2 separate regions of the Homo sapiens genome follow, and region 2 is linked to region 1. A link is a loop called in an ENCODE intact Hi-C map of the cell type or tissue named here. Cell type or tissue: PC-9. All regions are shown on one strand. Links, peaks and the distances in the headings refer to the core of each region. The heading gives the core; the rest is flanking DNA. Region 1 has its middle 58 kb from the start of CDKN3. Region 2 overlaps LINC02331 (long intergenic non-protein coding RNA 2331).

Region 1 (2,920 bases), core at 332-2,831:
CAAAACTCCTAGCTCTGAGCTGGATTAGTCAAGGATAAAAGGACCTACCTTATAGGTCTTACCAACTATGTCTGAATACTGGTATTAATAGTAAGTCTGACTTTGATTTTTTAAGCAGCTTCTGAGGGACTATTCCTCATTCATGAACTTTGCTGGAGGGCAATGAGGAAGGTGAATTTAACTTTCAATCCATATTGATAGCCAGTATAATAGACAAAAGAATCCTCATTAACTAATTCACTACCTGGTACACTGCAGCTTTCAGTTTTTAAAATGACACTAAAACTAAGCCGCTGCAGGATATAAAGGCAACAATTGAACTAAAGTGACCTGCATCTAGAAATATGTTAATTACCTGATGCTGAAAACACGGAAGGGATTAGAGGGATTCCGAAGCGTTTGCTGAAACCTTGCATCGAGCCGAGTCCACGAGGGAGCTGAGCTCCTGACCACATTCTGACACCAGCAAAGGGCCGCTCTCTCTCTTACCCTTAGGCTCTTCAGGATCTAAAGCACTTTTGATAAAGATTGTTCCTATGATCAAGGCATTGATTATGCCTGTGTCTTTCAGCACAGGTAGAAATGTATTTCAGATAAGACAATTCCGCGTTTGAAAAGTGATCCACAGTCTTTCAGGTGAAAGACATCTCTGCAGAAACACTCTTTAGATTAAAGCCCCCTAAGAAGCAGAAAAGCTTTTAACATAGGGAGCCCCTTATTCACCATAAGTCCATGAAAAATGATGCTGTGCTGACCCTTTATTGACAAAACCAAAATGAGGTAAGCTTGTCTATGAACTGAAGGAAGAAAGATGGGACCAAAAAATGCTGTGAATAAAAGCCTATAATTCCAGCCTTCCCACCACAGCCTGTGTCACGAAGGTCCTTTGTTCATACGTAGTGTATACAAAGAAGAGGGAAAGCACAGTTTAAAACCAGAAGTTGATTAATTGGCTTTGGGAGCTTCACTCAACCTGAACTTGTTTCCTGAGCATCAAAATAGAAATCATGATTCCTCCCTTACCAAATTCACAGACTGTTAGGAGAATTCAATGAGAAAATATATTCAAAGGCTTTAAATTTTGAATCCACTGTACAAAGATAAAGGTTACTATTAATAGTCTAAAGGGGAGACGTATATTATTAAAAAATCAAGAGAGTACTCCCTAATTTGCATCCTGAAGTGTGCTTCTAAATCAAAACCCTACCTGAAGATTTGTTGATAAGGAGAAAAAAATGCAGGAAGAATATGTGTTTAATTGTTAAATCAGTTTTCTTTGAGAAAACTCATGATTTACCTAGAATTCTACTGAGTATGGTAGGTGATAGGAGAAAAAAAAAACTAGGATAATCATGAAATAATTTTGTCTAATGAGAGTCAATAGTCAAAGTGAGATTTCTGAAAGAATACCTCTATAATTCGTTGATCAACTGGTCAGTTTTCGTGTGACTGTATGGAAACCCCGCCATTGTTTGTTTGGTTGTTCTGTTGTGTTGTGTTGTGTTTGCATTATGCTGTTAGGTTTCGAGGACTGATGGTCCCATTTCACAAGTGAGAAAGGTGGAGACCAAAGGGAATCAAGGCTCACCAGCTTAGTACATACAGGCTGATTTCACATAATTAAAGTCAACACTCCTGCTTAAAGGAAACACCCGACAAGCAAGGTGCATCCATGAGCAGCCCGTGATCTTTGCCAGATTCTGAAAAGAGGCATATAGAAAAGCGCTTCTTTAGCTCAATAGGATTCCTTGCAAATTCAGGACAAACCTTCAGATCTGCCCAATGTCTTGGATGCACACGGTGGCTAAGCAACACTGCCTTCCAGTGGCAACAACATGTCTTAAGAAATCAAAAACCAGAGTAGGTTATGGTATTTCACCTTGGTAGTGCCTGTTTGTCCTTAAGGTCAAGGAAACACCGAAAGAGTATTTTCAAACCTTCAGTGTAGGCACTAATTTTAAATTTACATATTAATAATCTTTCTTAGCACTTGTTGAAAATGTTCAGAGCACCTTCCTCCCTTTAGTAGATGGTAATCCCACTCAGAGCAATTACGTTATTCAAATAACATCACAGCATAACTCTGTGGACTAAATTGAGTGCAGTAATACTGTATTTCATCATCAAAAGCATCACCAGTAGCCAGTGGTTCTGGATATAACAAAATCAAGCTGATGTCTGGCAAAGTGGTTGTTCAAAGATGTTTATGAACTTAAAGAATGTCCAATTTTTTCCTCACTAAAATCAGTCTACTCATTCCTTTCTCATATTTCTCTTAAATTCTCCAAAACACAGAATTGAAGATATTCAGTCCAGGCACAGCAGCTCACACCCATAATCCCAGCACTTTGGGAGGCCGAGACAGGAGGGTCACTTGAGGCCAGAGTTCAAAACCAGCCTAAGAAACTCTGTCTCTGCAAAAAAAATAATAATAATAATGATAAATAGCCAGTCATGGTGGCATGCACCTGTAGTCCCAGCAACTTGGGAGACTGAGGCAGGAGGATTACTGGAGCCCAGGAGTTTGAGGCTGTAGTGAGCTATGATCACACCACTGCACTGCAGCCTGGGTGACAGAGCAAGATCAAAAAAAAAAAAAAAAAGATAATCTGAGAAAGATTTATTGTGTGGCACTTTTTTAGTCCATGCTAACTAGGAAATGTCATTTCCACTTTGTCTCTTAGCCCAAAAATATCTTCTCTAATTATCCCCCACCCTGAATCCTCCATTCCCGCTGGCCTGTCTGAAACTTCACAGTGAGTTGATGGAATTTGTCCTCGTCTTGTTATCTATGACTTAACTGTCACCTTCCCTGTCTGTCTCATGGCAGGGCTTCTGTGTTTTGGGATCCACATCTTAAGTGCTACCATTATTTAGCTCAGCTCTTCCTGAGCTGCTGTTGCTACATAGATAGCTCCAG
Region 2 (2,920 bases), core at 229-2,728, 500 kb before region 1:
ATGGAGAGCCCTTAGGTAATACAGAGGAAATTGAAGACCAGTCCTTCTTCTCAAGCATCTTACAACCTCGTTGAGGAAAACCGAACACATAAATTGAAGAGAACTAAATGGATATTTGCACAATACAATAGTAAAGAATGAATATTTGTTGAGCTCCTGCTATATGCAAAGTGCACAGCAGATACTAATAGGAACAAGGCTAACATATGCACTCTCAACCTAAGTTCGGGTGCTAAAGATTCAAAGGGAGATCAGATTAGCTGGATACTCAAAGGGTTAAGGAATTGTTTGAAAAAGTAGGAAGCCAGGAGAAGGCAACTGTGCTGCTGGCAGCAGGGCAGATCTAAGGACCTTCAGGTAGCAGTGCAGTTCAATCCTTTGCCCAGAGAAACTGGAAAAGATAGGAAACCCCAGAAAGGGAGTTCAATCATCTGAAGTCCACCTGTGGCCCTGTGGTTTGAAGACCACCTGTGGAGAATCACTTGGTAATCTTGTTGTAAATGCAGACTTCTCTAGCCTACTCCAGGGCCATCACATCAGAACCTTTGAGGGTGAGCTCCAAAAATCTGCACTTTGAATACACTGTAGGTGATTCTTATGCACACAGAAGTTCCCAAACCACACATTTAATGAGAACAAGGGTATCAGATTGATTCTGACCCAAGCTTGAGGCCTGTCTTTTTTCCTTCTTCTTTTTTTCTTTTGAGACAGGGTCTTACTCTATCACTCAGGCTAGAGTGCAGCAGTGCCATCAGCTCACTGCAGTGTCAACCTCCTGGGCTCAAGTGATCATCCTGCCTCAGCCTCCCAAAATGCTGGGATTACAGGCATGCACCACCATGCCTGGCCAAAACCAGGCCTGTCTTCACAAACTTAATGATCAATTGTCCCCCTCCTTCTGTACAACCTCTCTAAGCTGCAGTGTCCCTATCCATCAAATGGAAAAAATAAATACTACTTACCTATAGTCTCGTTGTGAGGATCAAATGATGAACAACCTAAGATGCTTAGATGTAGTGTGCACTCAATAAGTGCAATAAAAACTATAATAAGCTCAAAAAGAATTCATTAAACAGGTGAACAGGTAAAGGAGATGTGATGACAAAATGAGACAGAAGAAAATTCTGAAAGGGCAGAGTTAGAAGTCCAAGCAGGAGGCTGGTGCTCTCAGATTGTGTTTCCAATGATAACCTCCAGTTACCGACACAATGTCTATGTGCCAGGTTACATTCACATTGACTCAAATGACCCTTAAAGCCACCCTGTGAAGTAGGAATTTAATAGGACGTTAGCTAAAGATTGGCAAGGTTAAGCCTCTTGAGCAAAGCAACCCAGCTAGTAAGACATACAACACACATTAGGGAGTAATTTGTGTTACCATCAAATGGCAATAATCCAACTGTGAAGCACCCAGCATGCCTTTCTCTGGACGGAGATGAGCCAGGCCAACACCAAGCAAGCTCTGCAATAGAGCCACATTCTGAGACTAAAGAGTACACAAAGGTATCAGGGCTCAGGAATGTGGGGTCAACAGTAGAGCCGTATTACACAGTCTGCCAAGAACTTTCCTTATCGCCCAAACTATTGTTAGTACCCATAGAGATGGGGAAATAGCAGACATTTATTTCCTGCCACATTTCTAAAAGTGATGAAATTTAAACCACTGTCCTGTTACTCTTCAGTCATGATTTGCTATTAGTATTAAGTGAAAATGCCACATTTCACGGTATTTTTGATACAGGTGGGTAGGGTTCAAAATCCAAATACAGAAACAAGAGCTCTGAAAGGATCACAGTCTGCCTAGGAAGGAGATTATAATGGACACTTGTGTTGCCTAGCCAGCATCCATTCCCCCATCTTCTGTACTAACACCCTTCTTTTCATTTGGGTACCACTTCCCTCACCTAAATTCTCCTGGTTTTGGTTCGAACTGGTTCAATCAAGAGCTGATCTGAAAGGTTGCATTGCAATATCAGGAAAGAAAAGGTTTTCTTCTGCTGCGATTGGATTTGTCAGGGAATAGCCAGTTTGGCCAAGCCCACCTCATGGAGGAAGTTGGAAGTTTGCACCGCTGGATCCACACATGCCAAAAGTTCCACCCCTAGACATTTCAGGTCTGTGGGCCAATGATTTCTTTTCTCTAAGTCTGATTAAATAAGAAGTTTTATAATTTGGGAAAAATAATCCTGACATTGAGAGCTACACGTAACTCAAAGGCTATCAATTTTGTCACCAATTTACACTTAAAGTGAACTGATTGTGTGAATATAGTGCACGGGTAGGAAGAGAATGGTGTGAAAAAAGGAAGATTGGTCCTTAGTCCATGTTCTAGGATAATGATATTGAGGAGAGAAAGAACTCAAGTAAACGAACAAACAAAACAAAATGAAGCTACAAGCAACATGAGTGAGAGGCATCAAAAGAAAAAGAGTGGGGAACATGCAACACCACTCTCTGAAAAATAGAAAAAAAATTAAATATGAAAACAGAGGCTTTGCAAATACATGTGTCCCTGCTCTAAGGTAGCAGGGAGAGAGTGTTAGAAGGGGCCAAATTTTTTTTAAAAGGCAAGGAGACTAGAATGGAATAAGACAAGGACAAAGCATTTCTATGTGGGGCATATTTGGGACAACATTCAGCAGGAGGAGGCATTGAAGTCTAGGATCTTCCCTTAAAATTTAAATTAAGCAGTTAATTTAGTCTGTTGCTTAGTGGACAAACTTAGAGAAATCTGTCTGAATTTATCATCAGCAAATATCCTATTTTCACATGTGGTAGAGGGGAATTGGGAAAATCACCCGCACAAAATTCATAATGCTAGAATGCATTCATAACCAAGACACCATGCTGACAGACAAAAGCAAAAACAATTTCAGCATATAATTTCATTTAAATACAAAAAAAACTCCCTAAATAATCT

Evidence for each region. Peaks named below come from ENCODE experiments on the same cell type or tissue, not always from the same donor. Only the 100,000 strongest peaks of a DNase experiment are listed, where the experiment ranks them.
Region 2: a loop joins it to region 1, with 6 times the contacts of the local background. A loop is called at or near these places in 2 of 110 quality-filtered maps.

The regions. Positions count from the first base shown.
Region 1 is chr14:54,337,090-54,340,009 of GRCh38, forward strand. No RefSeq gene overlaps it. Among named protein-coding and RNA genes, the nearest start is that of CDKN3, 58 kb to the right of the region's middle. RefSeq lists an enhancer at 2,628-2,920. In PC-9, for the core only: CTCF peaks have their summits at 1,812 (motif pointing left) and 2,012; a DNase peak (open chromatin) is centred at 1,822.
Region 2 is chr14:53,841,604-53,844,523 of GRCh38, forward strand. All of the region lies in intron 2 of LINC02331 (long intergenic non-protein coding RNA 2331), which reads right to left. Among named protein-coding and RNA genes, the nearest start is that of LINC02331, 7.8 kb to the right of the region's middle. In PC-9, for the core only: no CTCF peak of the experiment used is centred there; a DNase peak (open chromatin) is centred at 1,538; H3K27ac peaks cover 1,213 bases.